Regions from separate parts of the Mus musculus genome. Here all the other regions are linked to region 2. Evidence: chromatin loops called from intact Hi-C (ENCODE). Cell type or tissue: left cerebral cortex. All regions are shown on one strand. Region 1 overlaps Otud7a (OTU domain containing 7A). Region 2 overlaps 4930554H23Rik (RIKEN cDNA 4930554H23 gene). Region 3 overlaps Otud7a (OTU domain containing 7A).

Region 1 (4,000 bases), 210 kb before region 2:
CGCAGCGACTACGTAAAGTTGTCTCTAGGGAAGACAGTGTATGCCAGGAGGGACTTTAGAATTAGCTACATTCCTGGGAGCTGCAGGATTCAACTCCGTAATTTCTGGATGGATTCTGGAAGGTTCTGGGGCATGAGTTATCAGCACAAGACACTTTTATGTCAAGTGCTCTGGATCAAGTGGCTTGAGAGCTCTCTAAACCACTAAGCACGTGGGGCCAATGTGGGAAGCTGATAAATGCCTGCAGCTTGGTCAATTTCTGTAAAGATTACAACTTGAGTTGTAATAGCTTTCAGTCTGCAAAGTCATGCAGTTCAATACTGAGTTTCCCGAATTGAGTGTCTTTGCAGAGAACAACCGAATATCTACTCTTGCTCCACTTTTCAAGGTAAAATAAAACAAAACAAAACAATATAAGATAAAAGCATGTCTTGAAAATTGTCACAGCTCATTGCAAAATCGAGAAGAAAATAGCAATGCCAGCACCCTTTAGCCTTTTTATTAGTTAAATACTCAGTGTTGTCGTTTCTAGGGCAATGTTAAGGTAAGTGTGTGTGTCCTTCCCACATTACAAAGGCAACTAGAAAGCCCCACATCTGTTTAACAACAGCACTGGAACATCTCCTATGGGCGGGCCCTTCTGGGGATCCATGAGGATCGGTCGGCGGAAGAAGCAGAGTTCCTCGGGGCTTCTTTTATACCCACAGCATTCATTCCCTGCACAGGATGCAGAAGATGGCTGGGTACTATGGTTAATAATGTAAACAGGCCAAAGGGAGAGCTGAGGCATGTAGGAAGACATTCAGAGCAGGTCTCACTGAGAAAATGCTTCTTTTAAGATGAAGGTCCCTGAAAAATCCCTGTCTGTACTCTGCAGACCGAGGACAGATTAGGACTCAGTTGGAATGGTATAGATTGACAGCCACAGTCATTCCCTAAATAACTATTTATCATCCACCTGAGTATCTGACCTAGCATCTTCTTGAATGTCAGGCAACATTTTTGGAGTATATTTAATTAGCAGGCTACTAGCTAACATTAACCCACAGGTAAGAAAGAATGACACCAGATAGCATCTGAAGTCTAGTAGACATTCCCTACTCCGTTGTTACTCATATCCTTGATGCGCCCACCAATATATTCAGTAAACACATTGACTGTAATTGTTCTCTGACTAATGAGACCTCACGCAGTCACAACTATGATGGACCATGTCATTCAGAAAAACCTGACTCTGTGCTTACAGGCAATGGTCACTCAGAAGAAACTCTAAGTCCCTTAGGAGCAAGGGCTGTGCTTTATGTCAACGGTCTGTAACAAAAGGGAGACGGAAGCAAGCCAGTGCAGGAACCTTGGGGAAGAGCCACGTAGGCTGAGGACCTACAAGTGGGTACATGCATCTGAAGGAAAGTGTATGATGTAGAGGTAGCCAGAACTGAGGTTCTGAGGCACAGGAAGCTACATGATAATGGTTTCCCCTCTGTGTGTACCCAGGAATCACTACAGACTTACAAGCTAAGGTAGTGGAGCTTGCATGCTTAGAGACTCTCTTTGGCTGCTGTTCTGTGTGCAGATGGCAGGGGGGGGGGAGTGGGAAGTAGGAGGAAGGAGAAGAGCTATGAGATGACTCAGGAGGCCTCTGTCTCATCCTCAGGGAGGAGGAGAAGGGACCAAGGGATGGCAGCAGGGTGATGATGAAAAGAGGCGAGATTCTGGATGCACATTGAAAACTCACATTTAGATAAAAATCTTCTAAAATGAAGTAGAAAAGAGGAAAAAGAACTAGAAGAGGTAAGACATACAAAGAGAAAGTACTTAATGAGACTGCTGAATGTAAACTCAAATATGACACTAATTAAATGCAAAGAGACAGATGCTCCAGTTAAAAGCAGCAGGTGGGCAACTGAGTGCAAATTCAACTGTAGACTGGTTGAAAGACATCTAAAACATGATACAGAAAGGATGCAAATGGTATAGACACACACCAGGTAACTTCAGCTAGTGGAAACTGCTGTCACTCCTTAATAGATGACAGAATGGACTCTGACACAGCAGATGTCTACTAGGAATATAAAGAACCCTAAGTAGAAAAACCAAATTTGAGCATATCACTGAAAGCAGTTACCTTGATACAAATAGAATCATGTCACAAGAGCTTCAGATTACACTTGTGTGTGTGTGCATGTGTGTGTGTGTGTGTGTTGTGTGCATCTATGTGTACGTATGTGGAGGCAAAAGGTTAACATTAGATGACTTCCTCTTTTACTTTCCACCTTACTTTCTGAGACAGGGTCTCTCACTGAAATAGGAGCTCACTGCTTTAGCTAGACTGTCTGGCTTCCAAGATTTTCCCATCTCTGACTCCCTCCTCTATTCTGGGGTTACAGACACATGCCACCATATACAGTTGTGTTGGAGTTTGAAACTAAGAAGCTCTTGCTTATGAAGCAAGCACTTGCCCCAACTGAGCCATCTCTCCAGACCCTCCAAAATATTTTTACAGATGGAACATTATTTCTTGAGACATATCATTTTAAAGTGTTCAAAGGATAAGAACATACAAGGTATGCTCTCTGAATCTTTTCATCAAAGTAAAAGATTACCAGCAGGTTTCCATATGGTTAGAAGATTTAATATATACAGCAAAACAACGAGAAGATTGCCCTCAGAAACTAAGGGTGTTATACTGGCAGAGGGACAACTGAAAAGACCAGACAAGAACAACTATAGGTAGCCAGGCAATGGGTCTCTGATAGATATGGCATTGCTGTGACCACCATGAACACAAGACCTAAGACTGGCACACATGCAAATGTGCAGTCACACAGACACTACTTGGGGAAAAGAAAAGGGCTTGTATAAATGGGCAGGGGATAGAAAGGCATCTTGGGGTGATGAAGAGAATATCAATTTACAAATACAGGTAAGAAACTGTTAAAAAATAAATAATTAAATTCAAAACCAACACAGGAAATTAGAAGACAATAATAAAAACTGGAAGCAAATAAAACAGAAACAAAAATATAGAAGACAAGATAGGGGTAATAAGCCAGCCACTGTTTTCTGAAAGAGGAAAACTAGATTAAAACACTAGGGTTGGGGAATAAGGTTCAGGTTTCAAACACAGCAGGCAAGTGCTCTACTTTTAAGCTATAGCCCTCTTCTCATTTTGAACAGGCTGTATATTGAGCCTTAAGAACATCTCAACCCACTTTAAAATGCTGACCCAATATGGTAGATGTCATCTGACACCAGAGTGGTGGGATTGGACTGCGGCGATCAAAAATAAACTATAATGAAAAGTTCCATATACCCAGAAACTAAATAACACACATGTGCGTAGTTCCTGAGCTAAAAGGAGGAAGCACAAGAAAATATAAAATAATTAAAAACATAAACACAATAAAATGTAAAGTTTTGAAAATATAGCTAAATTGTGCTCAGAAAGAAATTCATAGATCTAAAATACATATAGGAAAACCTCCAAAGCTTGAAGTCAATAAGCAAGTTCACCTTAAGTATATATGAAAAATAAACAAGTCAAGACCAAATGTAGTAGAAAGAAGGAAAACAGAAAGAGGTTAAAACGGTAAAATAAGAAATAAAGAATATATTGGTAATGCTAGCACTTGGAAGGCTGAGGCAGGGGGATCACCAGTTAGCGGCTTCTAACTCAACCATTTTCAAAAACTGGTGCTGTCACATTGGATGGCTGCATCTAGTAGAATGAAAATACATCCACATTTATCACTGCACACAAAACTCAACTCCAATGCATTAAAAACATCAATATGATATCAGATATCCTGAATTTGATAGAAGAGAGAGTGGGAAATAGTCTTGGACTCATTGACACTGGAGAAACTTTCTAAACAAGACACCTACAGCATAGTCACTATGAAGAAAAATTATTAGATGGAAAGGCATGAAACTGACTACCTATATGTCAAAAAGGACATCATCTATACAAAGCAGCAGGCTATGTCAAAAAGGACATCAT
Region 2 (4,000 bases):
TCCTACTACCCACAGGTTACTGGTTCTGGGACTGACTTTTGCTTCTGTTATTAACAGACTTATCTGTGCTAATTCTCTATGTTAATCTCCTCTAGCCCACACAGCTGAAGATGTGTCTGCTCATGGAAAGAAAAACTGGTTTCCATTCTTAAGTCTGACAGCCCGTGGCTGCACGAAGGCAGCATTTCTTACAGACCTGCCAGCACCTAGCCTGGATTTGTGCATAACACTCTTCACTGACTAAGGCTGATGGCTTTGCATCTGAAGCAGTAAGTATACTGACTGTCCAGGGAGTTTAGAAGTCTTCTTTGGTCCTTGGTTCCTATCTTCTGGCTTCTGTTTCTGGATAAGAAATACTCCACTGTCTCCTTTATGTTACATTCAGTTAGAAACTGGGAGATGCTTTTCTGTTTTTCTCAGCTGTAAGAAGACACTGGAATCAGAGCTGAACTGTTTCCCACAACTCTGTTTGTTTCAAAGTCTCAGTTCTAGGCTCAGGCTTCTGGTAAGGGTCTGACCTCTACTTCCAAGATGATGACTTGGATTGAATGGACATCCCCAGAAAACAGAAACAAGGTCTTCACACAACAGTAGAACAAAAGAGAACAACCTAAAACAATTAGGATCTTCATAACACCATTACTCTTTTTTTATTAGATATTTTCTTTACTTACATTTCAAATGCTATCCCGAAAGTTCCCTATACCCTCCCCCAGCCCTGCTCCCCTACCCACCCACTCCCACTTCTTGGCCCTGGCATTCCCCTGTACTGGGGCATATAAAGTTTGCAAGACCAAGGGGCCTCTCTTCCCAATGATGGACAACTAGGCCATCTTCTGCTACATATGCAGCTAGAGACACGAGCTCTGGGGGTACTGGTTAGTTCATATTGTTGTTCCACCTACAGGGTTGCAGACCCCTCAGCTCCTTGGGTACTTTCTCTAGCTCCTCCATTGGGGGCCCTATAACACCATTACTCTTAACCTTCCCCAGCAGGCCCTGCCTTTCAAAATGCTTCCCAGAACATGGACTTTCCAATACAAAAGCTTGGACACATTTGGACAGCAGTGTGTGTGTGTGTGTGTGTGTGTGTGTGTGTGTGTGTGTGTGTGACCCAGCTCTTTTCTGGTGACCTTTGTGTGTATTTCCTGATATGACTACTTCCCTAGAATACATAGCTCATGACCCTCTATAAAATTACTCTTTAATATCTTGTATTTACAGTGGTCAATGTTTTAAACATGTTTAAAAACATATTTACATTTGGTCTTTAAAGGCCTGGACTCTTATAAACACAGTGTTATTTATGATAGATCTAGGAAGCTCACAAACTCTTACAAAGCTGGTTAAACTTGGCCTGTTCTCATATCCACACCGTGGAGAACTCAGTCTTTCGTTATCCACATGCCACAGTTTATTTCTCTTGTTCTTGCTATTACAACTGCCTATGCCCTACTGCTCTCAGTGCACTATGAAGCCCATTGAGCAGCAGCATCTCTCAGTTGTATCTCCAGGCTTAGCCTATCTATCCTAGCATACAGTCACATGCAAGTCAGCACTCAGTAGTGTTTGGTTCAGTGGAGTCTTCATCTTCCTGGATAACTCACCTGTTTTTCTCACCTCCCATTCTCCATATGGGCCAAGAGGCCCAGAGTCTTCGAGGCCTGAGTGTCTCTGACATTCTCTAGCTTGTGTCTGTGAACATGTGCGGATATTAGTCATCTTATGCAGAACAGGATATATCTGTCACTTCTCCCCATGTGAAACCCTCCCTTCAACAGGATTTATTTTAAGAACTGTGTGAGAAGAGATAATTTCACAGGCAACCCTGTGAAAATCCAGTTTGTCAACATTAAATTCCTGTTTCATCTGATTGTTCTGAGCGCTTGATCACCAGGGGGCGCTATTGATCAGGAGGCTCACCCAGTCCCCGCTGCTGACTGTAGGGCTGACTAATGAAGCTATGTGACCATGCAGGTTCCCTAACCTGTATCTTGACAAAATAGGCGAGTGTTGTTTGCATCATATTGAGAAGCACGCTGTGTCCATTTTTGACTGGTGGTAATCTTTGACATCCTGCGTGCTGGGTGGCCACTCTGGTCCTGACTCACTGTTTCTGAAGTGGCTGGGCTCAGCCAGCTCTTCACTTTTCTCTAGATAGAATTGAACCACATCAGAGGACTTTTTTCTTTTCCCTCACTGATACACAGAGAAGGAGTAGGGTGTCTTCCTCCTCCACACTCTGGGGCGGCTCAAATTGGGTGAGAAACGCCACGGGTCTGATTCTATGCTGCCTCAAGCTGTGCAAAGTTCTGTGCATCAGCTGGGAGGAATCGCACCCCTTCCTCCACACACCCACACCGGGAGTTTCTATAGCAACTTTGGAAGAGGAATTTCCAGGACTGCAGATCCTGTCACAGTAACCCAGTGCAGGAAGAGAGTGTGGTTTGAGGAGGGAGCTAAGGAGCCAGAGCCTAGAGCAAAGCTGGCAGTGTGGGGTGATGTTCTACAGACAGCCAGGATGCTGAGGGGCCAGGAAGTCTGGTCCAGTCCCTCCTGGCTTCCAAGCAACTGGCAACTCAGAAGCAGTTCTTGAGCATCTTGTAGATAATAATTGCACTTCAAAGGTGGTTACAAGGATTAAATGGGGGAGCTTTGTAGGCTTCTCATTTGATCTTTTCTGAGAATCCCTGCAGGCCAGGCCACAGTTGAGTCCAGGGGAGGGCTGCTTGTGGGTGTCTGTAGAATAGAAAGGCAGTTATACAAGTGGATAGCTTGATGAAGAGACAAAAATATGAATATCAAAGCATTCTAGCCACAGAGATGATGTTTTCTCTCCCACTTTTATATAATGACACTATTTATGGTAGAAAGGTTTCTTTTAGCTTTTAACTCTGTTTGGACCCCCAAAGGAACCTTTCAACTACATACCACTCCACATCACACATAAACATTCTAAATCTGAAAATCAGCACGCTTGTCTCTTAACACCTAGGTAATGAGCATTAGACATTTATTCCAGCCGCGAGTCTATATTGCAAGCTTCCTACACCACACACCCTGGGGAGTGGGGAAAGAGAATGCTCAAAACCTTTTCCCTTATAGGCAGGAACCAGCAAGAGAGATGGGATGTGTGAACCATGTCAGCCACCGCTGTGCACCTTCAGAAGATAACAGACGTGCCTGGGAAACCTGTGAACCGGCTCTGTGGGACAGCATTGGTGTCGGATGGGCCTTGAGTGGATGCCACGTGAATGCAGAAGGCAGTTCAGTCAAGGACAGAGGCAGAGATGCTGGGTACTTCTGAGGTGTCAAGAATCCTGGAGACAGAGTTCTTCCAAGGCTGACCCCATTATGCCTACAATCCCCATAAGCTCTCTTCAATAATCCTCTGACCTCCTTTCTCTCAAGTAGGCAATAATCCCTCTTCTTTGGCTTCTGTGAGGATTAAGTAAATCAAGAAGCCATCAGTCTCAGCTCCTGGCATTTAACAGATTCTATGAAAAACAATTTTAAATGTAGAAACCACAAACTGTGAAAGTTGGGAGTGGATACAGTGCAGGAATAAACCGAGGGAATTACCTGTTTGTGTGGGTGGGAATTAGATGAGAAGATAGCTTTGGGACATTTCTCGAAAATTCGGTAATAAAACATCCGCTGGCGGCTCCTACCCAGGTTAAGTGAGACAATGGGAGTTCACCTTGAGACTTTCTTCTCACACTAGGGGTGTTAGGACAGGAAACCAAGCTTTTCTTTCACACAGATGTGTCTGGGCTGAAGCTTTGTCCCTATCCCCTCAGCTTATTTATTTTTCCCTTTTTTTGAGAATAGATTCTTTTCTTATACAACATATCCTGTTCACAATTTCCCCTCCCTCTACTCCTCCCAGCCCCTCCCCCACCTGCCCTCCAGATCGGCTCCTTTTCTGTCATTAGAGAAGAACAAGCTTCTAAGAGATAACAACCATACGTGACAAAATAAACCATGATGAGATAAAACA
Region 3 (4,000 bases), 320 kb before region 2:
AGATAGAACTGTGCTGTATATGGAAAGGAGGCCTCACACTCCTCTCAAAAGACCACGTCCACCAAGGAGGCTGTGTCCACTGAAAAGGCTACATTCGCCAACTGTGTCTATCCAGGAGGCTCTGTCCATCAAGGAGGCTGTGGCCAGTACAGAGGCTGAACTTACCCGGAGACTGTCTACTGAGGAGACTATGTGTACCTAGGAGGTTATGTCCACCAAGTACGCTGCTCCTCTTCTTCTGGAGACCATTCATCAGGGAGTAAACGTCTACCCAGCAGACCTCAAGACTTTCCACGGGACCCTAACTCTTCTCTGGAGACCGTGTCTACCTAGAGGGTGGTGCCCACCAAGGAGTCTGTGCACCAAGGAGCAATGTTAATGAAGTCAGCAGAAATTCAGGGGTGCCTAGTCTATGGTACTACTAAGGCAACTGAATAGGTCCATAATAGGTGACTGCAGGCAAAGGGCCCTCCCGAATGAGGAAGGGAGTGCTGCAGCTATTTGGATGTTACATTTTCAGATACTGGCAAGGTTGACCATACCACGGGCCGGCACAGTTACGTCATCTGTCTACTTTGTAGTACACAGGGCAGGACTGTGAATACTAGATTTTATTTTGGTGACAGAACCCTGGACAGTTTTCATCTGTAGAATGTTCTGAAAATCCTTAACTTAATTTTTTTTTATGGCTTGATTCATTGCTGGTAGGATACTGAATGCCCAGTTGTGTACTCACAACTGTGAATGCTGGGCTTGCTTAGTCCACCACTAGCAGAGGTGAAACCTGGACAGTACCACCCCATCACACGTCCTTCATGGCTCTTCCTCATCAGACCTGTCATTTTCTCCTGCCTACCGTATTATATCACACGCTGAGCGGCTCACAGAAGCACGTGTTTATTTTCTCATGATTCTGAAAGCCAGATGTCCAGAGGCGTCAGTCAGTTTCCTTGTTCTAAGTCTCACAAGGCTGAGGTCAAGGTGTCAGCAGGACTGTGGTCCTCATCTGGATGCTGGTAAAAAAGGCCTGATCTCTGGGGCCTGATCCTACCCCAGGTGGCTGGAGTACTGAGTTTCTGTTTCTTTGCAAGATATTAGCTAAAGTTCAGCGCCTAGACGCCACTCGGGATCCATGGCTGGTGGTTCCTCCTCTACTGTCAATAGAGCAATGGAGGGTTGCTTCGCTGTCACACAGCACACCCTCTTACCTCTCCCCGTCCCCGTGTCTGCCATCTTCATCTGTTTCTAAGAACTCCTGGCATTACCTTGAGTCCATCAGATAAGGGTGCAAGTTGTATTAAAATCAAATTATCATCAGCCTAAATTCCATCCGCAGAGTCTTTTTGTAGCACTACAGTAGCCTCTCTTTATCAGAGGGAGATGTGTTCCCAACATTTGTGGGAGATGTCTGAAGCTGTGGGTGTTGCCAGACCCTCACAGACAGTATGACAAACCTCTACCTTCCTTATTAAGCCAAGAACCTTTACCTTTCCATTCATGGGATGCACTTCATGTCTCTCTGTTGTCTCCCAGATGCCACTATCTCTACTCTTATGTTATGGGGTCACTACCAGGTTATGTGAACACATACCATGATGTTGGAAGCAAAATGAATGATTCGTATCCTAGTTGGGATAAAACAGCATAGGGTAAAATTTTATGTTTTTCCCCCCTGGAATTTTCAATTTAATATCTTTGAACTGCCATTGGTTATGGAAAATAAGAATACAGACAAGAGAGAACCACTGAACCTATGCTAGCACATGGCTCAGTATTAGGGAACAGGAATCTTGGGAGGCCTCTTTAGACTTTTGCCTACCAGGTAGCCTTGTGCTAGAACAAACGGACCAGCTAAATGGATTAGTATTGCTTGCTGTCTTCACTCTGGCTCAGAATAAGGTGTCAGAGATTCATCCATGTTGTAGTAAATGCATCAACAATTCATTTATTTTCACTGCTGGTTAGTATTCCATTGTATGCATTTACTAAAGTGTGCTTATCCACTTCCATGCTGAAAGCTGCCATGTTGCTTTTTTTAGACAGGTAAGTCTCACCTTCTAGAGAGTTTCCAGTGTGAATACAATGTTAACTACAGTCAGTCAATCTTAAAACTATAGTAGTTCACTGGAGCTCCATTTGGGCAGCTCTCTCTTCTCCCAAGCTTTGGCCTGGGAGCTCAGCACACGGGACTCCCAGGATGCTCAGTGTTGTCTCCTCACACCACAAAGCCTGGCAGCATCTGAGTGGGCTGCTCATCCTGGCAGATGTCCTGCTGGCTTTGGCATTTTACTATGGGATCATTCCAAGACTATAATGGTTCCACTGGAATCCACAGCCCAGTTCTAACAAGAGCTGGCTCACGGTTTCTCCTGTTTCACTTCGGCTCTCCCACATCCATGCACCTCCCACTGCAGGCACCACATCATTTCATCCATCAGTACTTCAGCATGCACCTTTCTCTGTGCAGTAACAGAGTGAAGCATATTTACAAGCAAACCCCGAGCACTCCCCAAATCTTTAGCCATGCAGTAATGCTGTGTTCGATGCCCAGCTTGTTTTACAATTTCTCATTTTTCACTGTTTGTGAATAAGCCTTTAGACAATGGACCTACATTATCATCAGTTGCCAGATCTCTTGTCTTTGTGTGCATATGTATATGTGAGTGAGGACAGGCAGAGGTGAGAGGGAAGTCTTGGTCATCAGTCTACATTCTTTAGTATAAGACCTCTTTCTTGTTACTACTGTTTATGCCAGACTAGCTACTCCCTTCTTGAGCTTCCAGGAATTCTTTTGGCTCCACATTCCACCTTGCTGTAGGCGTGCTAGGCTTACAGATGTATACTACTGTGCCTGCCTTTAAGTGGGTTCTGGGATCCGAACTAAAATCTTCACACTTGTGAGGCAAGTTCTTCACCCAGTCATCTCTCCAGCCTTCTTAAGTCTTTTAAAAATCTATTGTGGGGTGAGAAAACTGTCTCATAGTCTGGCTCCTTGCTGGGTGTGTGAGTATGTGTCTCTCTGTGTCTATGTGTGTATATGTTGTGTGCATATGTGTATCTATGTATACACGTGTGCATGTGCATATATATATATATATATATACATATGTGTGTGTGTGTGTATGCATGTGTGTGTATGTGAGTTTATGTGTGTGTTTCTGTATGTGTCTTTGTGTAGGTATGTATGTGAGTATATGTGTGTGTTTCTACATGTGGCTCTGTGTGTCTGTGTCTATATGTGTGCATATATGTTGTGTGTGAGTGTGTACATCTATGCATGTGCATATATGCTTGTGCATGCACAGGTGTGTGCATGATACATGTGTATGTGTGTGTATGTGCATGTGTGAGTCAGAGGCTAACATTGGGTATTCTCAGGTGCTGTGCACCTACATTTTAAGGAAGAGAATCTCATTGACCTGAATCTCACTGGTTAGGGTAGGCTGGTTGGCCAGTAAGCTCCAGGTAGTTATCTGTCTCTGCCTACCTAGTTCAGAGATTACAAGCACACACCACCACCATATCTGGGTTTTACATGTGGGACATGAGGAAAAAACTCTCTGGCTGTGAGGGTAATACTTTATTGATCACCACCTTTCCAGCTGTGGTGCTTGGCTTCCCAGAGGGGAAACATTTAACCTCAAGCAGCCAAGTTGAGACAGACATTCTTAAGATGAGAAAGCAGGCCAGTGATGGTATTTAGGTTACAACTTCCACTAAAAGCAAAGAAATAAGGGAAATAAAAGCTACTTAATTGACCACAGCCACAAAAGGAAACTCACCACAAACGATGCAGATAGGTTTCAAGAGTATTTGAATATGCTCCTTTATCCCAACAAACAATGTGTTTTGAATGGGGCCAGGCCAGAGGAAGTGTCCCAGGAGTCATGGGGGAAGCCATTTTTGCTTTGCCATCTTAGGTTAAAAAAAAAAAGTCTTGGGCCTGGATATGGAGCTGAGTGATAGGGCATACACTTAGTATGTACAAGGCCCTGGCTTC

The links. Peaks named below come from ENCODE experiments on the same cell type or tissue, not always from the same donor. Only the 100,000 strongest peaks of a DNase experiment are listed, where the experiment ranks them.
Region 1: a loop joins it to region 2, with 12 times the contacts of the local background. A loop is called at or near these places in 3 of 42 quality-filtered maps.
Region 3: it touches region 2 in a loop (4-fold over the local background); 5 of 42 quality-filtered maps call a loop at or near these places.

The regions. Positions count from the first base shown.
Region 1 is chr7:63,552,257-63,556,256 of GRCm38, reverse strand. All of the region lies in intron 1 of Otud7a (OTU domain containing 7A), which reads right to left. Among named protein-coding and RNA genes, the nearest start is that of Otud7a, 110 kb to the right of the region's middle. In left cerebral cortex, no CTCF peak of the experiment used is centred here; DNase peaks (open chromatin) are centred at 1,623 and 2,340; H3K27ac peaks cover 2,442 bases.
Region 2 is chr7:63,344,165-63,348,164 of GRCm38, reverse strand. It overlaps 4930554H23Rik (RIKEN cDNA 4930554H23 gene), which reads left to right. Exons shown (of 10, transcript NR_131089.1): 9 at 96-269; 10 at 3,106-3,473. Among named protein-coding and RNA genes, the nearest start is that of 4930554H23Rik, 98 kb to the left of the region's middle. In left cerebral cortex, a CTCF peak has its summit at 1,898 (motif pointing right); DNase peaks (open chromatin) are centred at 1,862, 2,317, 3,102, 3,466 and 2 more places; H3K27ac peaks cover 2,915 bases.
Region 3 is chr7:63,663,975-63,667,974 of GRCm38, reverse strand. All of the region lies in intron 4 of Otud7a (OTU domain containing 7A), which reads right to left. Among named protein-coding and RNA genes, the nearest start is that of Gm39023, 190 kb to the left of the region's middle. In left cerebral cortex, no CTCF peak of the experiment used is centred here; a DNase peak (open chromatin) is centred at 2,300; H3K27ac peaks cover 592 bases.